Regions from separate parts of the Homo sapiens genome. Here all the other regions are linked to region 2. Evidence: chromatin loops called from intact Hi-C (ENCODE). Cell type or tissue: HCT116. All regions are shown on one strand.

Evidence for each region. Peaks named below come from ENCODE experiments on the same cell type or tissue, not always from the same donor. Only the 100,000 strongest peaks of a DNase experiment are listed, where the experiment ranks them.
Region 1: it touches region 2 in a loop (3-fold over the local background); 11 of 110 quality-filtered maps call a loop at or near these places.
Region 3: a loop joins it to region 2, with 13 times the contacts of the local background. A loop is called at or near these places in 68 of 110 quality-filtered maps.

What each region holds. Positions count from the first base shown.
Region 1 is chr6:49,528,011-49,536,010 of GRCh38, forward strand. GLYATL3 (glycine-N-acyltransferase like 3) reads left to right here. Exons shown (of 6, transcript NM_001010904.2): 6 at 1-68. Among named protein-coding and RNA genes, the nearest start is that of C6orf141, 19 kb to the right of the region's middle. In HCT116, a CTCF peak has its summit at 4,273 (motif pointing right); a DNase peak (open chromatin) is centred at 4,251; H3K4me3 peaks cover 740 bases.
Region 2 is chr6:49,619,567-49,627,566 of GRCh38, forward strand. All of the region lies in intron 1 of RHAG (Rh associated glycoprotein), which reads right to left. Among named protein-coding and RNA genes, the nearest start is that of RHAG, 13 kb to the right of the region's middle. In HCT116, a CTCF peak has its summit at 3,681 (motif pointing right); a DNase peak (open chromatin) is centred at 3,645; H3K4me3 peaks cover 988 bases; H3K27ac peaks cover 507 bases.
Region 3 is chr6:49,844,813-49,852,812 of GRCh38, forward strand. It overlaps CRISP1 (cysteine rich secretory protein 1), which reads right to left. Exons shown (of 8, transcript NM_001131.3): 3 at 7,189-7,317; 4 at 3,397-3,487; 5 at 1,708-1,856. Among named protein-coding and RNA genes, the nearest start is that of CRISP1, 18 kb to the right of the region's middle. In HCT116, a CTCF peak has its summit at 4,952 (motif pointing left); a DNase peak (open chromatin) is centred at 4,909.

The sequences.
Region 1 (8,000 bases), 92 kb before region 2:
TCACTAAATCATGTATCCTTTTTTATAATGAAAATTAAAATGCTTACATAATTAAAATATTAATTTTAGTTTTCTCTTATTCTTGTCATTATTTCTTAATTTGGGTTCTGATTGCTTGTGTATGTATACCTTTCAAGGTCAGTAAAGAAAGAGATAAGCATCACCAGCTCTGTTCTCTATTTATAATAAAAGCAGGCACTAACACAATAGTTAGATTTGCCTTGTCTTGATAATGTTGACTTAGCTATATAGAAAATATTGGTTTCTTATCCCCAAGGAGGTCACAAAATTCTGACTACAAAGATAAGGGAAAATCCAACTTTCAGGCATTCATTCTGAGAAAAGGAAGCAAACTGGCTGAAGTAAAACACATTTTAATTAAAAAAATAGGACTCAGTAAGAGTAAATATATGCTTAGTTCATCCTGAGCCCACAGTTACCTGGAAACTTATCTAGCCTTGGATCCAGAGGGGAAAGCACCAAGTAACCAGAGTCCATAAACCTCTTAGGAGAATATGCCCTAAGGACGCTAATTATGTTTAGCATCGCTTAAGCATGAGTTAATCCTGCTTGATATATAGCAATATTATTATAGCCTTATTTTCTTCCTAATGATAATTTGCCTGACATTTAACGTTTAACTATGTGCTAATAATTGTACCAAATATGAGATGTATATAACTTAATCCTGGTGAGGGATAAGGTATTGCTTTGTTGTGGGAATTCTTGCTTAGAGGTGTTATGAGTCACCAAAGTCATGCAGGCTCTAAGTGGCCAAATCATGATCAGAACATGGGTTTGTTGGATTGCAAAGCCTATACTACTAGTCATTATGCTAATTGGCCTCTTAAGCAGCTTGGAACAGTTTGTAAATAATTATTCCCTTATCTCGTTACATTCTGAATTTTCTACCTTCACCCGCACCTCCAAAACAGACCCCATATTTGAAAGATTTTTGTTCCTACCAAATTGCTCTTATACTATTTTCTTACTTTCATCTTCCAGCTAACTATGTTGGATATAATTGCTCAACTTTTAACACTGTTTCTGACCCTTTTAAGGCATGTGCAGAGAAAGTCTGGAGTAAGGAGAGGACAAGGAGAAGAGAAAAACTCAAGAAGTAGAAACGGGGCCAGGCGTGGGGGCTCACACCTGTAATTCCAGCACTTTGGAAGGCCAAGGCAGATGGATCACTTGAGACCAGGAGTTAGAGAACATCCTGGCCAACATGGCAAAAACCCATCTCTATTAAAAATACAAAAATTAGCTGGGCATGGTGGCACATGCCTGTAAGCCCAGCTGCTTGGGTGGCTGAGGCATGAGAATCACTTGAATCCAGGAAGCAGAGGTTGCAGTGAGCCAAGATAGCGCCACTGCACTCCAGCCTGGGCAACAGAGCCAGACTGTGTCTCAACAAAAAGAAGTAGGAAGAGGCTTGATTAACATAGGTTTTATTTGTTAATTCAAGGAAATTCTTCAATGTAATATAAAAACCAAAAAAAAAGCCTTAAGCAGCGCATTAATCTGTTTGGAAATTAGTTGGGAGGCTATAAGCTAAGCAAAAGGTGGTGGTAGCTTGGATCTGAATGCTAGCAATGATAATGGTGAAAAGTGAACAGTTACTTAAACTATTTAAAAGGAAGAGTTGTCAGAACTTAATAATTTAGTGGCTGTAGGGTATGCTGAGAGAGAAATGTCAAGGATGACTACTGGGCTTCTACGTTGTGAAAGCCACAGCTGGTGATAGTTTTCACTGAGATCAGAAACCCTGGAAAAATCTCAGATCTGGAGCAATTTGTAGCAGGGAAAATTGTTTGTTCAGTTTTGGGATGTTGAGTTTTGAAACATGCAAGTGATGGGACCAAGTTGGATATTTGAGTCTAAATCTCAGAGAATTTATTTGGGATAGATGTATTGACTTAGATGATAACAGATATAGATATAGATATAGATATAGATATAGATATAGATATAGATATAGATATAAATATAGATATAGATAACAGATAACTGATATAGATGATAACAGAAGCCATGAATTTAGCTGAGGTTGTCTAGGACTGAACCTTAAATGCATCAACTATTTAAGGCAAGGGAAAAGAAAGGCTCTGGAATAGGAGAAGGAGCAGCCAGAAGATAGGAGGAAAGCCAGGAGATGACTCCCATGGAAGAGAAAGAAGAAAAATTTAAAAATGGAGGGATGGTCAATGGTGTCAAATTATGCTGAGAGGTCAAGAATACATTAGGAATGAAACATCTTCATTCCATATTTCACTCTCAAATATTTTAAACATATGTACCAAAAAGAAGCCAGAAACTGCATATTGCATAATCCTGTTTCTATAAAGTTTAAAACCAGGCAAAATGAATCTATATCTGTAGAAGTCAGGAAGTAATTACCCTTCAGAAGGATAGTAAGTAAAACTGGACATGAAATGGCTTCTGGATTTCCAGTAATATTCTGATTCTTGACTTGGGTGGGTTACAAAGGTGTGTTCACTTTGTAACACTTTGTTACACAGCTGTGTTCCACTTGGTAACACAAGTATGTTCCCTCCAGCCCTGACTTAGCCAGGCCCTTCCCTGCTGGGCTCAGTCTTTCCATAGGCAAATCTGCATGACTAACCACCTCCTCCTCGCCCCCTGTGAGTCAGGGCCTAGAGCATATGATTATCAAGCTATATAATTATGATATATCTACTTTTCTGTATGCAAGTTGTACTGCAATAAGGAATATTCGTTAATAAAAAACAGGCCTGAAATCTGGAAAAAAAATGCATATTTCCATTACATAAAAATCCCACTTTTTAAAATTTATATTGGTATAATATAAAAGTATGCAAAGATTTGTATAAAAGGATGTTTATTACAGCATTGTGTGTAAAGGTGAAAAAACCTAAATATTTTAAGTAATTCACTGGTTAAATATAGTACAAGCATTCGATGAAATTTTATGGAGTACTAGAAAACTAGGTTTGGTGATACAGAAAAGATGTACATAATAACACTAAATGCAAAAACAATTACAGAAAATATGTGTAATCCATTTGAAATTCAACTGTGAAGGTAAAGAGGGGGCAAGTATGTAGGTAAATAGTTTTGAAGACAGTTTAATAGGTTTTATTAAAGGTAAAAGTTGGTAAATGGTGGCACGTATTTTATGGTGTGGCTATGGTTAGATATAATGATAAAGGGAGTCAGTACAGGCAACATGCTCAGCTTCCTGAGACGTGTGTTTCTCTGTTTGGGATAAATCTTGACTAGGTTTTGTAAGCATCTGTATATTTTAGCAAGAATGAGTATTCAGTCTGCCTAAGAATCACTGAAGAGACATAGAGGGGAATAACTGAAAATTCAACTGCTCAAACTTTGGGAGCAAGAGAGGGAAGTGCAATTGTGGGGAACATTTATACAGCCTCTAAAATAGAATCTCATTTAATAATACAAGATTTGATTCTGTTAATTTTGCATTTTTTTAGTCACTAAGTTTTGTTCAGTGATTTGAATTTTCAGAAAGAACATGAGATAAATATATATTAAATTTCCTTAAGCTGTCCTTGATACACCTCAAATTTTGTATCCTTTTTCTAACCTCAATAAATACTAGGGGCAAGGAAAAAATGACAATGAAAGTAAAAGGTAGCAGATGGAGTAACAAAACATGGAGTACAAATATTATTTCTTCCTTCTTGCCTGAAATGGTTGGATTAAAATTATTTGTTTCAGTGGGGAAAATGAAGATAGTAGAAACATAAAATACATATTTTTTTTTCTACATCAGTGTGGCTAGTTAACATTTCCTAAGCTTCTCATAGCCCAGGGTTCTCAATCCAAGCTCCAACAATAAAACCTAATCATTAATAACACTTTGCTTTTTCTGATCTTGGCCCTGAAGGATGGAATAAAAGAAGGAAGATAGTCATTCCTAGTGTCTCCTTTTTTCCTTACCCCCTCCCACCTCAGTAGTTCTAGTGTCATATGTGTTCCCAGGACTGTCCCAATTTTGTTCACCACTTGAGGAAATTTTTTCCTTGAGACAACTTGTTCACTTCTTAATCTTGCTCTAGTGACTTAAAAAATTACAAAACGCATAGCTAATGTCTGAATTTTCCTCTTACTAATTTATGTGCAATTTTCCCTTCCACCAACAGGTGTATGTGTTTCCAAGGCAAAATATGCTTTAGGTTTTAAACACTGTTTGTTACAAGACATTGCTTATGATAGGACTATGAGACATTCAGTTAATACTATGTAGTTATTGCAGTGAACACTAGATGTCAGATTTTACTTCTAGATTATTTCCCAATAGAGGGCGCACTTGAATTGTTTCTAAACATTTCATTAGAATTTTTGCCGCATTTTGAACTATTTCCTTTCAGCAGATTCCTATAAGCTTAACTACTATATCAAAGGATATGAACATTTTTAAATCTAAACATATAATGTGTAACATTTGTTTCAAATGATTGTGCCAACCTATCCCATTTGACCTCACTGTCCCAGAGCTGAGTAGTTCTTTTTTCTTTTTCTTTCTTTTCTTTTTTTTTTTTTTTTTTGTTGTTGTTGTTGTTGGTTTGTTTCTTTTTTAAGGCAGAATCTCGCTCTGTCGCCAGGCTGGAGTACAGTGGCGCGATCTTGGCTCACTGCAATCTCCACCTCCCGGGTTCAAGCAATTCTCCTGCCTCAGCCTCCCAAGTAGCTGGGATTACAGGCATGGACCACCACACCCAGCTGATTTTTGTAGTTTTAGTAAAGACGGGGTTTCACCATGTTGGTCAGGATAGTCTCGATCTCCTGACCTCGTGATCCACTCGCCTTGGCCTCCCAAAGTGCTGGGATTACAGGCGTGAGCCACCACACCTGGCCAAGCAATTGTTTTACATTGTAAGTGATGGATAACAAGATCTTGCTAATTTGATTGGGAGGGGAGCACTTATGTTTACTGGAATTTATGGGTCTTCGATTTTTAGCAAGATTATTGTCATCATTTTTAATACTCTTTTGCAATGATACAAATTATTTCTGTATACCTGCTAGATTCTTGCTGTATTTTTAAACCATTAACTACAAGAGACTGTTTACCTATTGAGAATATAAGGCCCTTTGTTATTTGCTGCAAAAATTTCAGACTTTTATTCATGTAATAGACTAATATTCATGTAATAGAATATTAGATATGATGCTTTTAAATCTTTTAAATATTTGACATTTCTATTCTATCAATCTTTTACTTTTATTTTTACATTGCTTTATTTTAAAATTTAAAAAGTTATTTTAAAATGTCATGAAATAAATCTTTATTACAAAAATTGAAATTGAACAGTATATAACTACATACATATAAAGTATACAGTGAGTTTCTAGTCTCTCATCTCTCATGCCTGCTACTTTCCAAGAATAACAATTGTTAATAGTTTATATATCCATCCAGAATTCTCTCCATATGTGTTTGTGTGTGCATATTACATAATAAAAACACATAAATATACTTTGTCACTTATAAAGTGGAATCACATCGTATATTGCTTTGCAACTTAGTTTTCAACTCAACAATATAGCTTGAGTATCTTTTCATGTTAGTTCATACAGATTTTTCTTATTTTATTTTAGATTCAGGAGCTACATATGCTTGTTTGTTACATGGGTATATTGCATACTGGGGAGGATTGAGCTTCCAATGTACCCAAAACCCAAATAGTGAACATTTTATCTAATAGGTAAATTTTCAACATTATCCCTCCTCACATTCTCCCCACTTTTGGATCCCCATATCAATTTTTCTTTCTTTTCCTCTTTTTTTTTTTTTTTTTTTTTTTTTGAAACAGAGTCTTGCTCTGGCGCCAGGCTGGAGTGCAGTAGCACGATTTCAGCTCACTGCAACCTCCGCCTCCCGGATTCTCCTGCCTCAGCCTCCCGAGTAGCTGGAATTACAGGCATGTGCCACCATGCCCGGCTAATTTTGTATTTTTAGTAGAGACAGGGTTTCACCATGTTGGCCAGGATGGTCTGGAACTCCTGAGCTCATGATCCGCCCACCTCAGCCTCCCAAAGTGCTGGGATTACAGTCATGAGCCATTGCCCCCTGCCTCTTTTTTTAATGATTATGCTAAAAATTGTATTCCACTCAAGATTCAGTGACTTAAGTCTTGTTCTAAAAATCTAATTGTTTGATTTTTTTTGCTTTTCATTATTATATGTAAATTTAGTGGTTTGAAGTTTTGTGTTTAATTAAATACATAAGAAATGTATTTTGGTTTGTGATGTGAACTGGTCTAATTTTATTTATTAACTATTAAGAAGTTTTCCAAGCAATATTTATAAATAAGAGACATGAGCCTTTTTAATAGCAATGACTTAAGTATTAACATATGTGTTCAAGTCACAAATGAGTTCATCATAATTAGTTCTTACCTATTTATTAAAAGATATCCAAGGTCTTATACTGAAGCGGTTCTACTTTGCCTTACTTGCTGGTTTTATTGGTAAAAGTAGAAAAATGATGTTTCTTTTAAAGTGTTCTATTATTTGTGGAAATATCTTCTTTTGAATAGGACACTCAACATTATGTTTATCTTTATTATATGTCAATTGTATGGGGAAAATACAAGTTTTTTTAATTTTTGACTTTCTGGGGCTAGATAAGTTTATTCTAGAGTTCACATGTAAAATAAATAGGTAAGAGTAGCAATACAAAGTCTGAAACAGCAAGATAAAAGAATAGGTTAACCTCACCAGTATTAAAATACACTATAAACCTTCTATAATTTTAAACAATGTAGAATGGTACATGATTATGCAGAACAGTAAGACAGAAAAAAAGTTCAGAAATAACAACAAATAGCTAGGAAAGTTTAGAGAAAGATAAAAGTGTAATCTCAAATCACCTGGGTAAAAATGCTATTTTAAATAAATGATAATGAGACAACTGTACAGTAATTTGAAAAAAGTAAAATAAAATTGGATCCATAACTCACACTCTATACCACAATGAATTCCAAATTAATCCAAGGTATAAAATAATTTAAAAGTGCAAGGTGGCTCATACCTGCAATCCCAGCATTTTGAGAAGCTGAGGCAGGAGGATTGCCTAAGCTCAGGAGTTCAAGACCAACCTGGGCAACATAGTTAGACTCTAGTCTCTACAAAAAAAAATTGTTTTAAAAAATTAGCCAGGTATGGTGGTGTGTGCCTGTAGTCCTAGCTACTCGGGGGGCTGAGGCAAGAAGATTGCTTGAGCCTGGAAGGGAGAAGCTGCAGTGATCTGTGATTGTGCCACTGCACTCCAGCCTGGGCAACAGAGCAAGACCTTGTCTAAAATAAAAATAAAAATAAAAAATAAATAAACAAATACTTTAAAAAAGAAGTCACACATTTACTAAAAGAAAACATGGGTTTGTTTTATTATAACCTAGATATGAGGTTATAATATCTAGGTTATAACAAAAACTACAAACCAAAACAAATTTAGAAGCAATAAAAGAAAAAAATTAAGCTCAGTACATTGAGTAGAAATGTATGGTGCATGTATGTAATTGTTCAATTGCAAAACAGCATAGCTACAGCAACAATACAAATGACAAACTAAGAGCAACAATTAGCAACTTATGTCAGAGATAAAGCGCTATTTTCTACAACATGTAAACAGTCCCAAAAATTGAGAGATGAAAAATATTTAAAACCGAACAGAAAAATGGGCAAGTGACATAGTTAATTCACAGAAAAATATAAACAAAGTGGCTGCTAATCATATGAAAAGATGCTTAAATTCACTCAACAGAAAAATGCTATTTAAACTATAATGAGATACGATTTCTAATCTATCAGATGGCCACAGTCAAAAATCTTGAAAATTAAATACTGACGAATTGTGGAAAATTGGCCTATATATACATTGGTACTGAGCACATAAAGTATTACATTTCCAGTGAGGGGAATTTAGTAATAGCTAATAAAGTACGTATGCATTTACTCAAGCAATTCAATGTCTAGGAATTTACCCT
Region 2 (8,000 bases):
GAGCTTTTTATTGGGAAGACTATGCACTATTACAACAGTGTGTCTTTCATCCTGTCCCTGAGAAATTCTACATTGTTTTCCACCTGAGGACAGACTTACAAAGCACAGAGCAAGCATCACCCCTTCTTGAAGACTTTCCCAATACTCTCAGGAAACAGAATTATTTTCTGTTTTCATTTACATAGCTTTGTGTATATACTTTAGCTTTATCATTGTCATGCTATAATAGCATTTATTTAGCATTTGTCACACTGTAATAGTCAATAAGGTGTCCATCTCCTGCACTAGATTGTGAACTTCTTGATTGAAGGGGTTTGGAACCATTCATACCTGGCTCTCTTTAACTTGGCATAATAGCTTGCATATCAGAGAAGAAGTAGTACGTTTCTTTGATGGATGAGTCTCCATTTATCAAATATGTATAATAGCACCAGCCACGAAAATCTTACCAGATCATTATTTGGGTCAAATGGGATAATTTCTTTGTTAGCACTTTATGAACCATGAAGCATTAATAAACATAAAGGCTGTATCCTCTTGAGTAACAAATATTCAACTTGGTGTCTGGGGATATGGGCTCAGGTACCTGAGTTCAATCACATGACTGTGTGACCCTGGGCAAGTCACTTACTCTCTATGAGCTTCAGTGTTTTCATCTGCAACATTGTAAAGGCCCTATTTCACAGAATAATCCAAGTGGGATCACCTGTGTAGGAGGATTTGCATACGGTAAAGTATTATGCCAATAAAACATATGATCAAATGCAAGATAGTGAAAACATGAGCTCTTCCTTCAAGAAACTGACAGTTAAGTTGGTAAGACATATATATGGATAAACCATATATGAGATTGACATTTTTGCATTGGAAATAGTCCTTCGATCTGAAGGAAGGATCTGGGCAGTACACATAACAGCATCCACTACAGTGGACAAACCTGAATGGGGCACCATAGTTTCTCTCTCTCTCTTTTTTTGGGGGGGGAGACAGAGCGAGACTCTGTCTCCCAGGATGGAGTGCAGTGGCATGAACTCGGCTCACTGCAACCTCCGCCTCCCAAGTTCAAGCAATTCTCCTGCCTCAGCCTCCCAAGTAGCTGGGATTACGGGCGCATGCCACCATGCCCAGATAATCTTTGTATTTTTGTAGAGATGAGATTTCACCATGTTGGCCAGGCTGGTCTCAAACTCCTGACCTCAGGTGATCTGCCCACCTCGGCCTCCCAAATTGCTGGGATTACAGGTGTGACCCACCATGCCCGGCCCCATAGTCTCTTTTAAATTAAACATCACCATTGTGGCCAGAGGTTTAAGTGGAAATAGGTATGAGGGAGGATGTGCCTGGAAAATATGTCCCAGAAGAAACCAACATTAAAAGTCCATTAATTTGCCCAAAGGATGAAGTCAGGATTTGAACTCCAACCTGACTTTCCTGATTTCTCCATTCATTGAGCACTGTAGGGGTATAAAATAACCGAAGCAGAGCTCTGGCTTCCGAGGCACACAGAGACGTTACTGCTTCTTGGCTCCTCTCTACTTCTGTTCTGCCATCAGGCTCAGGGGCTAGTGTGTTGAGGGTAAGAGACTGTGGTACACTACTCAGGCTTGTCTACTGCAGTGGATGCTGAGATGCGCTGCCCAGATGCCCCCTTCAGATCAAAAGACTTATTCCTCTCATTTTCCCTGGCGGTCAGGAGTGCCGCCAGATGAAACCCTAAGCTCTCAATTCTCTCTGGAAAATGCTCTTCTTTTGCTCAAGATCATAGCTCTTCCTTCGGGTAGTCTGGACACAATAACTGATTCACATGAGCAACCGCTTGTCTCAGAAAAGGACCACCTAAAACTGGATAATCCTAGCTTCAGAGCCTCCTGAAGGGTCAGCTGAGGCCTTCTCCTTCTCTGCCCAAATTCTTTCCCTCAGGTGTTGATCCTTAAGGTGTTGATTCCCATCCCATACCTACCCAGGGTACCCTAGAACTGAGATTTTACCTGACTCGCTGATGGGCATTTGTCAATTAATATCAACCTGTTTCCCTTTTTGCTTTTTGAAGTAGAGATAATCACATATATTCATTTTTCTTTACACATTGATTTGTCACCCACCATTTAATTTTTGTATGTAAAAATTTGATCTAGATCATAGAATAAATTGGACAGGAACTTAGGGGATATGCATGATTCTTAGTATGGTTTTAGTAAACCTTTATGGGACTCAGTTATCTTTTAAGGAATACTTGGATTACATGATGTCTAAAGTGTCTTAGCTCTACAATTTATTTTATTTTGCATTTAGGTCAGGACACTGAGACACAGAGAAGTTAGGTTACTTGTTTATAGTCACAAACTAGAATAAAAATAAGGACTCAGTTTTTTTCATTTTGTTCATTTTTTTTAATTACACAAAGTTTTTCCTAACATTCTTTTTTTTTTTTTCTTAGAGCACTCTGGTTCTGCCTGTAATTTATTGGTTTTAAACTGTGCAGTTACCAAATGATATGGTTTGGCTCTGCGTCTCCACCCAAATCTCATCTTGTAGCTCCCATAATTCCCATGTGTTGTGGGAGGGACCTGGTAGGAGATGACTGAATAATGGAGGCAGGTCCTTCCCGTGCTGTTCTCTGACAGTGAGTGGGTGTCACAAGATCTGATGGTTTTTTTTTTTTTTTTTTAGACAGAGTCTCATTCTTGTCCCTCAGGCTGGAGTGCAGTGGTGCGATCTTGGCTCACTGCAAGCTCCACCTCCCGGGCTCAAGTGATTCTCCTGTCTCAGCCTCCCAAGTAGCTGGGGTTACAGGTATGGGCCACCATGCCGGACTTGGTACTTTTAGTGGGGACAGGGTTTCACCATGTTGGTCAGGCTGGTCTCGAACTCCTGACCTTGTGATCCACCCTCCTTGGCTTCCTAAAGTGCTGGATTACAGGCGTAAGCCACCGCGCCTGGCAATCTGATGGTTTTAAAAACAGGAGTTTCTCTGCACAAGCTCTCTCTTTGCCTCCTGACACACCATGACACCCAAGAGGTGACTTGCTCCTCCTTGCCTTCCACCATGACTGTGAGGCCTCCCCAGCCATGTGGAACTGTAAGTCAAATAAACTTCTTTCGTTCGTAAATTGCCAGTCTCGGGTATGTTTTTACCAGCAGTGTGAAAACGAACTAATACACCAACTAATTCAAGAAATTGTTTTATCTAATTTCATAATTTCTGTTAGTGGAACAATTATTCTGCAGATTTCACCCCCCTTCCCCTTTGATGGAAAACCAGACTTTTTTTTTTTTTGTTTTGTTTTGAGACGGAGTCTCGCTCTGTCGCCCAGGCCGGACTGCAGTGGCGCTATCTCGGCTCACTGCAAGCTCCGCCTCCCGGGTTCACGCCATTCTCCTGCCTCAGCCTCCCGAGTAGCTGGGACTACAGGCGTCCGCCACTACGCCTGGCTAATTTTTTTTGTATTTTTAGTAGAGACGGGGTTTTCACCGTGTTAGCCAGGATGGTCTCGATCTCCTGACCTCGTGATCCGCCCGCCTCGGCCTCCCAAAGTGCTGGGACTACAGGCGTGAGCCACCGCGCCCGGCCATTGAGACATTTTATATTGGGGTAAAGAAATTTCATATATTAACTGTGCTTCACTGTTTTTCCCTCTTCTGATGTAATTCTTGTTACTGCTTTTCGCCACAAGGGGGCTTAAGAACCTCATTTATTATTTAAATTAATGAGAGCTTAAAAGTTGTGGAGGCTCTTGACAGATAATGATTCCGTGTGAAATATACGAATAAAAAGGTTTATAAACAACTAGGATTATTGCATTATCATTTATCCTGCTTTAAGAGTTTGTGGGTGGGGACCAGGGAGAGGGCCACAACTATAGTTGTGTGGTGCAAGGCTCTGCCACTAAAGGAATACAGTGTCCATTTTATAGAAGAAAAGGAATTTCTTTAGGGGTTCGCACTTTGGAGAAATCTTCCAACAGGTTTTAAGGATTGTCAAGTCTTGTCTAAATCAGTGATTCTCAACAAGAGGTAATATTAACCCCCAGACTACATTTGACAATGTCTGGAGACATTTGTGGTTGTTGCAACTTGAGGAAGTAGAGTGGTGCCGCTGATGTCCTGAGGGTACAGACTAGGGATGCTGCCAAACTTGCTGTGGTGAATAGGACAGCTTCCCACAAGGAAGTATTGGGCTCAAAGTGTTAAGGGTGCTGCTGTGGAGAAACCCTCATCTAAATCAACTATGCTTTTAAGGATTCATAGTAAGCGGTGTAAAACTTTAATTTTCTTTAAACATTTTAGACCAAAACAGAAAATGCTGGCTTGATTTACTTAAAAATTTCTGCCCAGCAGCACAGCAAATTTTGCACTCTGTTTTGGGCCAAGATAGCAGCGGGGAGGGAACCAGGTGCCTACATTTTCCTTGCTCCCTTCTCCCATTCCTTGCTGCCCCCTGAGATCATAGCAACTCAGTGTTTTTATTTCAAGCATTTTCCTGAAAGTTGTTAACAGAAAATAAAAGAGAATAGTGAAAAGTATAAAAGCGAAGAAATCTCAAGGCATTAGAATCCTACACTGTTCTTAGCGTTCCCATCCTCCTGGCTGTGATAAGTTGTGTCTTTCACATTTATTTATTACTTATTATTTTTATTAATTAATTAATTTATTTTGAGATGGAGTCTCACTCTGTCTTGCCTAGGCTGGAGTGCAGTGGCGCAATCTCGGCTCACTGCAGCCTCTGCCTCCTGGGTTCAAGTGATTCTCCTGTCTCAGCCTCCCGAGTAGCTGGGACTACAGGCGTGTGCCACCACACCTGGTTAATTTTGTATTTTCAGTACAGACAGGGTTTCACCATGTTGGCCAGGTTGGTCTCGAACTCCTGACCTCAGGTGATCCACCAGCCTCGGCCTCCCAAAGTGCTGGGATTACAGGCATGAGCCACTGTGCCTGGCATCTTTCACATTTAGAGAGGCATCACACTGATCAAAGACACTGTATTAGCTCTATGCTAGCTAGTAGTTTATATTCCATTCTAATTGTTTACTAGCTGTGTGTCTTTGGATAACCAGTGATTTCCTCATCTGTAAAATGGGACTAATACTTCATAAGGCTCCATGAGGGCATGTGTTTTATTTACCTCCTCATGTCTCCAGTATCTGGTACAGAGTGCATGTGAAATATATCCAGAATAAACATGTAAACTGTGGTGTACATCTAACATCTAACACACTTTTATGTTTTGATATTCGTGTATATTAAGGACTATCACATGTAGGATCAATCTTCAGGGAGACCACAATATTTAGCCGTTTTCAAATAGCCAAACCTGTTTCTTTGCTATTAGTTGATGACATGCATAAAACCCCCCATATTATCAGCTGTGTAAAAATCAATTTTATCTCTATGTGTAAATATGTGTTTGTCTGTATATATCTTTATATATTTTAAGCTCACAGTGCCTTATCTTGGAAAACATCAGCAATTGCTTTGAATTCTACAATTTTTGTTTAGAATACAGGGATATAAGATCACTCACCTGATGTTTTCACTGAGTGAACTCATTTTCCCACAAAGAATACATTCTCACCCTTTAAAAGTTGACTGATGTTAGTGAAGACCAAGAAATATTTTGGCAAATCTGTTGGAGACAATCAATCCATGTAGACAAATGTGGCCTAAATTCCTACCTGATAAACAATGCTGCCTATAGAATGTAGTGGTTAAAACACAGGTTTTGGAGGCAGACAATCTGGGTTGGAATCTGACTAAGCTCTTTCATTTACCAAACATTTGACCTTGGGCAAATTGCTTAATCTTTTTAAACCTCAACTTTACCATAGGTATTTCTTCTTAACATGTGTATTCCAAGGGTAGTTTTGAGGATTAGAAAATAAATACACGATAAGTTCACACAGTGCCTATGACAAATTAAGCATCATTATAATCAGTGGTTTTATTATAATTTAAAATTTGTTCTACTTTTCTGCTAAAAATAAATTTGGATTTGAGGTTGGTAACCAGAACCTGACAGGATACAATTTCACCATCATCATCACCATCACCACCACCATCAGCAGCAGCAGCATCCTCAACGTCATCTCATTCATTAGTAGAGTTTAATTTATGTTGTTAATTTTGTTCTATTCTACCTTTATATCTTGCAATAGGATATCTTGCAAGCCCTAATGTGTTACTCTGTTCTCCCAGTTCTAATAAAGACATACCCAGGACTGGGTAGTCTGTAGAGGAAAAAGGTTTAATTGACTCACAGTTCCACAAGGCTGGGGAGGCCTCACAATCATGGTGAAAGGCAAAGGAGGAGCAAAGTCATGTCTTACATGGCGGCAGGCAAGAGAGCTTGTGTAGGACAACTCCCCTTTATAAAACCATCAGCTCTCAAGAGACGTATTCACTATCATGGGAACAGCGCAGGAAAGAGTGGCCCCCGTGTTTCAATTACCTCCCACTGGTTCCCTCCCACAACACATGGGAATTATGAGAACTACAATTCAAGATGAGATTTGAGTGGGAACACAGACAAACCATCTCATTTCGCTCCAGCCCCTCCAAAATCTCATGTTCTTGCATTTCAAAACCAATCATGCCTTCCCAACCGTCCCCCAAAGTCTTAACTCATTACAGAATTAACTCAAAAGTCCACAGTTTCATCTGAGACAAGGCAAGTCCCTTCCACCTGTGAGTCTGTAAAATGAAATACAAATTAGTTACTTCCTAGACACAGTGGGGTTATAGGCATTGGGTAAATACTCCCATTCCAAATGGGAGAAATTGGCAAAAACAAAGTGGCTACAGGCCCCATGCAAGCCTGAAATCCAATGGGCAGTCCTTAAATCTTAAATTTCCAAAATGAACTCCTTTGCTTCCATGTCTCACATCCAGGTCACACTGATGCAAGAGGTGGGCTCCCATGGCCTTGGGCAGCTCTGCCTCTGTGGCTTTTCAGGGTACAGCCCCCTTTCCAGGCTACTTTCACAGCTAGAGTTGAGTGTCTGTGGCTTTTCCAGGGGCACGGTGCAAGCTGTCAGTGGATCTACCATTCTGGGGTCTGGAGGATGGTGGCCCTCTTCTCAGCTCCACTACACAGTGCTTTAGTAGTGACTCTGTGTTTGGGCTTGCACCCCACATTTCCCTTCTGCACTGCCCTAGCAGAGGTTCTCCATGACAGCTCTTCCCCTGCAGCAAGTTTCTATCTGGATATCCAGGCACTTCCATACATCCTGTGAAATGTAGGCAGAAGTTCCCAAACTTCAATTCTTGACTTCTGTGCTCCCACAGTCCCAATACCACATGTAAACTGCCAGGACTTGGGGCTTGCACCCGCTGAAGAAACAGCCGGAGCTGTACATTGACCCCTTTTAGCCATGACTGGAGCTGAAGCAGCTGGGATACAGAGCACCATGTCGTGAGGTTGCATAGAGCAGGGAAGCCCTGGGCCTGGCCCATGAAGCCATTTTTCCCTCTTAGGCCTCCTGGCCTGTAATGGGAGGGATGGCCATGAGGGTCTCTGACATGCCCTGGTGACATTTTCCACATTGTCTTGGTGATGAGGGAACATTTGGCTCCTGGTTACTTATGTAAATTTCTGCAGCTGTCTTAAATTTCTCCCCAAGAAATGGGTTTTTGTTTTCTACTGCATCATCAGGCCGAAAATTTTCTAAACTTTTATGCTCTGTCACCTCTCGAATGCTTTGCTGCTAAGAAATTTCTTCCACTAGATACCCTAAATCATCTCTCTCAAGTTCAAAGTTCTGCAGATCTTCAGGGGAGGGGCAAAACTATGCCAGCCTCTTTGTATAGCAAGAGTGACCTTTACTCCAGTTTCCAACAAGTTCCCCATCTCACTATCACCATTTTGGTCTAAGCCATTTAACAAGTCTCAAGGAACTTCCAAACTTTCCCACACCTTCGTGTCTTCCTCTGAGCCCTCCAAACTGTTTCAACCTCTGCTTGTTACCCATTTCCAAAGTTGCTTTCACATTTTCGGGTATCTTTAC
Region 3 (8,000 bases), 230 kb after region 2:
GTCTTTCTGTTGTACTATGGAAGCATATAACATTTTTTGTTTCATAGGTTCACTCCTGGCGAGAAATTTTACCTCTGGATGAATCACATCTTGAATCTCATGCATTTAGATAATATTTAGGTAAGACTTTGGGCCTTAGACTTTAGAGTTGATACTGGAATAAATTAAGAATTTGAGGGCTCTTGGGATGGAACGAATCTATTTTGCATGTGAGGAAAAAATAAATTTGTTGGGGAGGGGCAATGGTACAATGTTATGAGCTGAATTCTTCCCCCAAAATTCGTATTCTGTACCTCTAACTTCCATCCAGTGTAGCTGTATCTGAAAATAGAGTTTCTAAGGAAATAATTAAGATTAAATAAAGTCATACGACTTGGGCCCTGTTCCAGTAGGATTTGTGTCCTTACATGAACAGATGCTAGACAGCTTGCTCTTATGGTCTCTCTTGTCTCTGTCTCTATCCTTGACTCTCTCTGGCTCCTCTTTTGCACTGGGGAGAAGCCATGTTAGGACATTGTGAGAAGGTGTCAGGCAGAAAGCTTTCACTAGAAACTATGCTCTATTAAGATCATAGACTTCTAGGATACAAAATGTGGGAAAATAAAGTTCTGTTGTTTAATCCACCCAGCTGTGGTATTTTGTTATGGCATCCTAAGCAGATTAATAGAGCAAAGATGTGAAGAAATTGCAAATTTTGTAAATTGCTGGTGGGAACGTAAAATGGTGCAGCTGCAACAGAAAATATAATAGTACTCCAGTTTTTCAAATAATAAACACAGTATTCACATATGATCCAGTAATTCCTCTCCTTGGCATATGCCCAAAACAATTGAAAGCAAGCACTCAAACAGATATTTTCACACCAATATTTAAAGCAGTATTATTCACAATAGCCAAAAAAAAAAATGGAAACAACTCAAATGCCCATCAGAACAGACAAGCAAAAGGTGATATACACATGCAATGAAATAGCATTTAGCCTTAAAAAAAAGAATACAATTCTGACACATGCTACAACATGGATGAACATGGATTTAATATATCATGCTGAGTGAAATAAAGCAGACACAAAAGGACAAATATTGTATGTTTCCAAATTTATGAGGTACTTTGAGTAGTGAAATTCACAGAGACAGAAAGTAGAGTGGTAGTTGCCAGAGGTCTGGGGAAGTAGGGAGAGGAATGGAAGGTATTGTTTAATGAGTACAGAGTTTCGGTTTGGGAAAATGAAAATATTCTGGCGATGGCGTTGCACAACGATTTGAGTGGACTTATTGCCACTGAACATTCATGCCACATTAATGCTGAACATGAAACCATTTAAAATAGTTAAAATGGTAATTTTTTAAATGTATATCTTACCACAATAAAACTAAAGTTAGAAATCAGGGGTTTCTCTGTATTGTAAGGTACCATTATTTTCACTTTTACAAATACTACCAATATCAAATGAGATTGATGTCTTATGATTTTGTGAGTTCCTGAAAAATCTAGTGAGTAAAGAAGGATACTAAGAGGTTAAGCATCTTCTCTAAGTCGTATTTTGAACAGAACACTTCCTTCTATTTCAAATTATAAGAGGAACTCAGTAAATTGAGTAAAGATTGCCATAAGAAGGTAGAATGATTTTCAGTTGTTTCTTAGTTACGTTTCCACACACATGCTTATCTCTTAAACAATGTGTGTGTTTGCCAGCACACAGGTTACCTGAGTGTAGTGGTCAGTAGTTATGTCATCATCCGTTGTTGTCCATTCTCCATGTTTGAAACTTGTAGACTCACTGTACCAGACTCCAATTACACTTGACCATGATACAGGATAAGATGTCATATGCATATTTTCTCCACAAAAGGTATCTGAAATGAGAAAACGGGCTGGGTCATACTCTGAACAAATGGGAAATAGTATACAAGGAGACTTTCCTCATTTTTATTTTATGAATGGTTCACTGATCATCTTGACAACATCTTCTGAGAGGGAGTAAAATAAGTTGTATCCCCACTGAAAATCTTTCTCATTGATGAATGAGCATGTGGTACTCAAGTTTGGTGAAACGTTGATAGTAGGTGATGAACAAGTTTTGAAATCAAATCATCAACATTTCAGTCTCTGCTGCTTCCAAGCTGCTTTAGATAGGTGAAACCAAATCAGAGAAGCATAAGAGTGCTAACAGGGTCTATGGCTTAAAGGAAGCTACACACAGGTGTTCATAATACAAAGATGTTGAATAAACATTTGTTTATTTAGCCATTCATGTATGGTGTGGGCTTTTGGTTGAACATGGTATTCAGGAGTATCTGTCTTTTCTTAAGGCAGGCAGGAACCACTTTGCTAATTCACTGCTAAAAAGCATTGGACTAAGATTCCAAATAATCTGTAGATATAAATGTGAATCAGCATTTTTAAAACATGTTAATTAAAAAAAGATTCTCATGTTAAAATATAATGTTTATTCCTGAGTGAAGGTGATATAGTTTGGATGTCCCCTCCAAATCTCATGTTGAGATGTAATCCCCGTGTTGAAGGTGGGGCCTGACCGGAGACGTTTACCTCACGGTAGTGGATTCCTCAAAGAACTTGGTGCTGTCTTCATAATGGTGAGTGAGTTCTCATGAGATCTGGTTGTTTAAAAGTATGTGGCACCCCCCAACTCTCTCTCTCTTGCTCCCTCTCTCACCATGTGAGACACTTGCTCCCCCTTCACCTTCTGCCATGATTGTAAGCTTCCTAAGGTCTCACCAAAAGCCAAGTAGATGTGGGTGCCATGCTTCCTGTACAGCCCGCAGAGTCATAAGCTAATGAAATCTCTTCTTAATAAATTACCAAGGCTCAGGTATTTCTTTACAGCAACACAAAAACAGCGTAACACAGAAGCAATAATGTTTTTTTTTATTATTTCCTGGAAACTAGCAGTAAGTTACCTAATTTATATGCTTTAAGATGGGCTCATTTTTGAGCACCTAAAATTGTCTTATGGGCAGCTGAGCAGGGCTGCATATAACTTATTTCTCAACTGCATTATCGTTCCAAAGCTAAGCAGATCCCCATGGTGCTATTGTTCAGTAGCTATAGTAACTCCACAGAATGGAGACCTAGGTTTCTAGCTGCTCACTCCACTCTTCTGCAATACTGAGATTTTTTATTCATTTCTCCTGATGGTCAGAACTTGGAATCTGAAAACTCCAGAACTTGGAATCTGAAAACTTAAAGATATAAACCTTAAAAATTAATGAGTTAAAACAGTGTAATAGTCCACAATTCACTGCCTTGTATGACCCAGTGCAAATGAGGAAATCTAGATGACTTAATTTACTTTCATCAGGGTACATAACAATCCCTGTTTTACTATTTTTTTTTTTTTTAGTCCAAAGGCGGGTCATATAGATACACACTTACTTGGAAGTCTCCTCTCAAGGGGGTTGCTCTCTGTCATATCACAATACTTTGAAAAAATTCTGGCATTTTGTGCAGCCTCTTCACTCCAACTCTGTAGTGGAAAGAAAAAAAAAGCACATGTTCCAATTAATATTTTCATAAGATTCTAATTTATTGTTTTTAATAATCCACGAGATATAATATCTTCAATTGTATCAACTAGAAATTTAAATAATGAGATTACTATTAAACGTTCTAGTAGAAAGAGAAAGACAACAATTTCAATTTATTATGTTGGCCCTTGAATTCACAAATTCAAAACTTGGTAATTACATTCAGAGATAGATTCTCTCTCAGATGTAGTAGAGAATTTAAGTAAATGCTTCCAGGGAAACAGACCAGAGTTACTTAGTAATTTATTTGTAGTTTAAACTCAGACATGTTATTTTATCTCTTTGAATCTCAGTTTATCCATCTGGAAACTGTTACCTGTAATTTATGCCCAAAGGTTTGTTCAAATGTGATATTCCAAGGAATACAACTGAGATGTGACAAATCTTCTGTATTGAATAAATGCTGGCTGTGATTAGAAGCAAGTATAGAGTCATATTTCCATCTAAAATTATGAATAACAAAAATAAAAGCTAACACCACATGCCAGAATCTGTCACCAATTCTGTGTGTATCTTCTCTCACTTTAACCTCATGGCAACTCTACAAAAAAAAAATATTATATCCATTTGTAAATAAGGGAAATAAGGCACAGAGATGTTAAGTAACTTTTCGGGGTCACACTATAAATAACTGACAAAATAAGAATTTGAATCCACTTAGGATGGCTTCAGAGTATGTGTTCTTGACTCTCAGTGTGCATCAACTGTGCTGAGTTGAAGCATTTGGTCAGGTATGACTAAGTAACAGCTGTTCTCCCAATGCAGAAAGGGAGAAATTCTGCATCTGTAAGTATGACACTCTGTGATAAATGATCTCCCTAACAGTCTCCTATCATTGTGGTGTATATGAAACTGCCCAATTTTTACAAAGAACTGAGCCTATGAACATTTGTCTTATCTGAGTTCCTTTGTCAGGAAACCCACCATCGGGCCCCGCAGGTGGTAGCAGGGAACTGAGGCTTTCCTGATCACCACACCTGGTCAAGGAGACACAGCTGCTGCCTGTTGACCAAATCCTCTTCCTTGTCCCTCTTGTTTTCTGTCCCTCCTATATAAACTTTTAACTTTGGTTGGTTAGGGAGAGGGAGGGATTTGACAGTCAGGCTGACATCACCCTCATGAAAGCCTTTCTTCCCAGGCAATGGGCAATACTCATTTTTGTGCTGCAAGCAACTAGACCTTGGCTGAACCCCTGGTGTTCAGCAGCATATACATCCATTTAAAAGAATACCCTTATATGTGCATATAACAGATTGCCAACAGAAGTCATAGAGTTTGTTTTTACTATAAGTTTTTATGTAAATCATTCAGCTACTGTTTAGACTGTTTGGAGGACACTCATTTTCAGTGTCGTCCTGAGCATGTAGTTTAATTATAATATGTATTTGCTGCCATCTTGTGGTCAATGTTTAGAATTACCCTTGGGGTTGATGAATTTACTAAACCGTGAGATGAATTAAATAACTTATTAGCCTAGCACTGGGTAAAACCATGGTTTTGTAGGTTTTGATAGTTTCAAACAAAAAAAAATATTTTAGTCATGGCTATGTCTAACTGATAAGCAGAGAGGACACAACACATCTACCAGTGTATAGCCTCTCTGGGCTGGGGGAATACCATGGCATTCACTACTAAGAACAAAAAACCAAACACCGCATATTCTCACTCATAGGTGGGAATTGAACAATGAGAACACATGGACACAGGAAGGGGAACATCACACTCTGGGGACAGTTGTGGGGTGGGGGGAGGGGGAGGGATAGCATTAGAAGATATACCTAATGCTAAATGACGAGTTAATGGGTGCAGCACACCAGCATGGCACATGTATACATATGTAACTAACCTGCACATTGTGCACATGTACCCTAAAACTTAAAGTATAATAATAATAAAATAAAATAAAAAAAGAAAACTTACCGGAACTGGAACTTATCTGGTTAAAATATAGCAGGATGTTTGCACTTTGAAGATGATGTATAGGACATTACCTCTGATTAATGTTGGTGAGATACTCCTTTTTTGAGACATATTCAAAATTAAAATTAAAGTTTGTATTTATGATCGTACCAAAGCTCTGAATTCCAGCTTTAACAAGTGACTCTACTTAGGTTCTAATATTGTGTTCAGAAACTTTTTTTTTTAAAGAAAATCTCTGCCTGGTAATTGTGGTTAACTCTTCAGTCCTATTGTTCCTTAAATTTGCTGTTGCTACTTCTAATCCTATACATGTCCTATGCATTGTTTGTGGAGCAGCTGAACTCTCGTATTTCCTTTGAAATATTTCTCAGTTTTACTGGTACACTTACTTTTATCGTCTTCTTGATATTTCATATCTTTTTGTGTTAGTACTTGAATATATGTATTCTTGTATTTTTCCAGTGTTTTTTCTGTATTTGCCTTTCATCTCCAATCTGAAATCGGAGGCTATATTTTTTACTTTTCTTTAACTCTGTTTGTACCTCCTAGGTAAACTTATTTGCTCATCTGGCAACCAAGGAATTTGGACTCTACTTCTCCAGCTCCTCAGATCTGGCCCACTTGCATTTTAATCTGGGCCCCAGTCCTTAAGATTTTGAATAAGCTACTCAATTTTTCTTAGGTTCAGTGTCATAATATGTAAAATGAAGACAATTTTATTGGGAGAAGGAAGTGAGTTAATGTAACAAGGTATTAGAAAAATGCCTGTAAATAATAAACACATGTATGTTGGCTACAACACCATGCAGGAATGCCTATGAAAGCTATTGATTTTTATTTTTAGTTCAAATACCCCTTTGGATTTTAAAGTGATTAAGAGATAAATCTCAAAATCATTTATGTATTTCCTTGTTTCATCCTCTTCATCATTTGCAAGAGAAAGGTGCTCCTTAGAATCACCCTCCAGAGCCTGCACTATTTCTAACCCTTGTTGCTACAGGCCGGTCCAGGGTTCAAGGAAGCAGGCTGAGGGTGCTCATGAAACTGAGTGATACTGCTGGATAACAAATGTGAGGGTAATCACCTAAACACCTGAGACTTCCCTAAATTTGTCTTGTAGCAGAGCATAGCAGGTTTATAATGAAATAATTTCTCTTCCTATTTATGGGATGCAATGAAACTGGGGGATAAATTTGCCAATATTTATTTACCTGGCCACATCAACTAACTAGATATCTGGATATTTTAATTCTAGGAAGAGTGTCTTAGCCTCTGGACTACTGCCCAATGAAGACAGCTATGAAATGCATGGATAACTTGTTAATCAATATTTGTCGTGTGTACTGGCAGCATCAGCATCAGCTGGGAGCTTGTGGTGGTCTCCAGGTCAGACCTCATGAATCAGGATATCAGAGAGTGAGACCCAGGAAAGTGTGCTTTACTAAGTTCTTCAGGTGATTCTTGAGTACATTAAAGGTTGAGAAGCACTGTCTTAGGGTGTGGAGGAATGAAGCTAGACTGGCTGAGCTCTGTCATTGACTAACCATATAATCATCAGAAAGTTACTTACCTTCTCTGGACCTCTGTTTCTTCTGCTATGTAAAAGATTTGTTGTGAAGATAAAACTTTTAGCACTTTGAAAGTGCATAGAACTTAATAAAACTCAGTAAACACCATTACTATTATTGCAATCATGGTTGTTGCTATTTTTTGATCTTACCATCTTCAGCATGTTGCTGGCTGGTGGAACTACTCTTCTCCTGAGGGCGTTGTGTATATTAACGATCTCTTCTTGTACATTTGGCAAGTCGGTGACGAGCTTATTAAATTGGTCTCTAGCTGATTTCTTCTGTTACCAGAAAAATATTAATTAGTGTTACTTCTTTTAAGTGGAATTTGTCACATATATTTTGCAGACCTATAGGTAATGCAAATTTATAGTTTATATTAAACAGTGATTTATAGCATTTTTGAATTTATAATGTCTCATTATATTGGATTCCATTTCTCCAGTACTAATTTTGAGGATTTCTCAACGTCAGGCTGACATCACATTAGTCTTCAGAATAATGCACTTGTTATCCTGTTATTAGGGTTTTTCCAGGTTCATACTTTGGACCATGTTGAAGCACTTTTTATTGGGCAATAAGATCCACAAAGGGAGATATCTTAAAATCACACCTGTTACTTACTTCTCTGGCTTATTCTCCACATCTCCCACCCTGCAACAACTGTACTCTCTGCTTCCCAAATAAACTACTTCCACTTGAACCCTTGTGTAGAGGTGTGTGTCTGGGGTAACCCAAACTAAGAGATTCATTATTGAGGACAAAGTTGCAAGTGTTATTAACACAAATTCTATGTCTTCTTACTGTTCATATGAGAAAACATCAATGCTCTCAAGTGTATGTGTGAGAGAGTAAAACATAGAATTCAAATTCAGCCTATAATCTTGAATTTGTGACCGTTCTTTTCATTTATTTATTTTTTATTCTGAAACTCACTAAGAAGAAAAATACATGACCAAAGTAT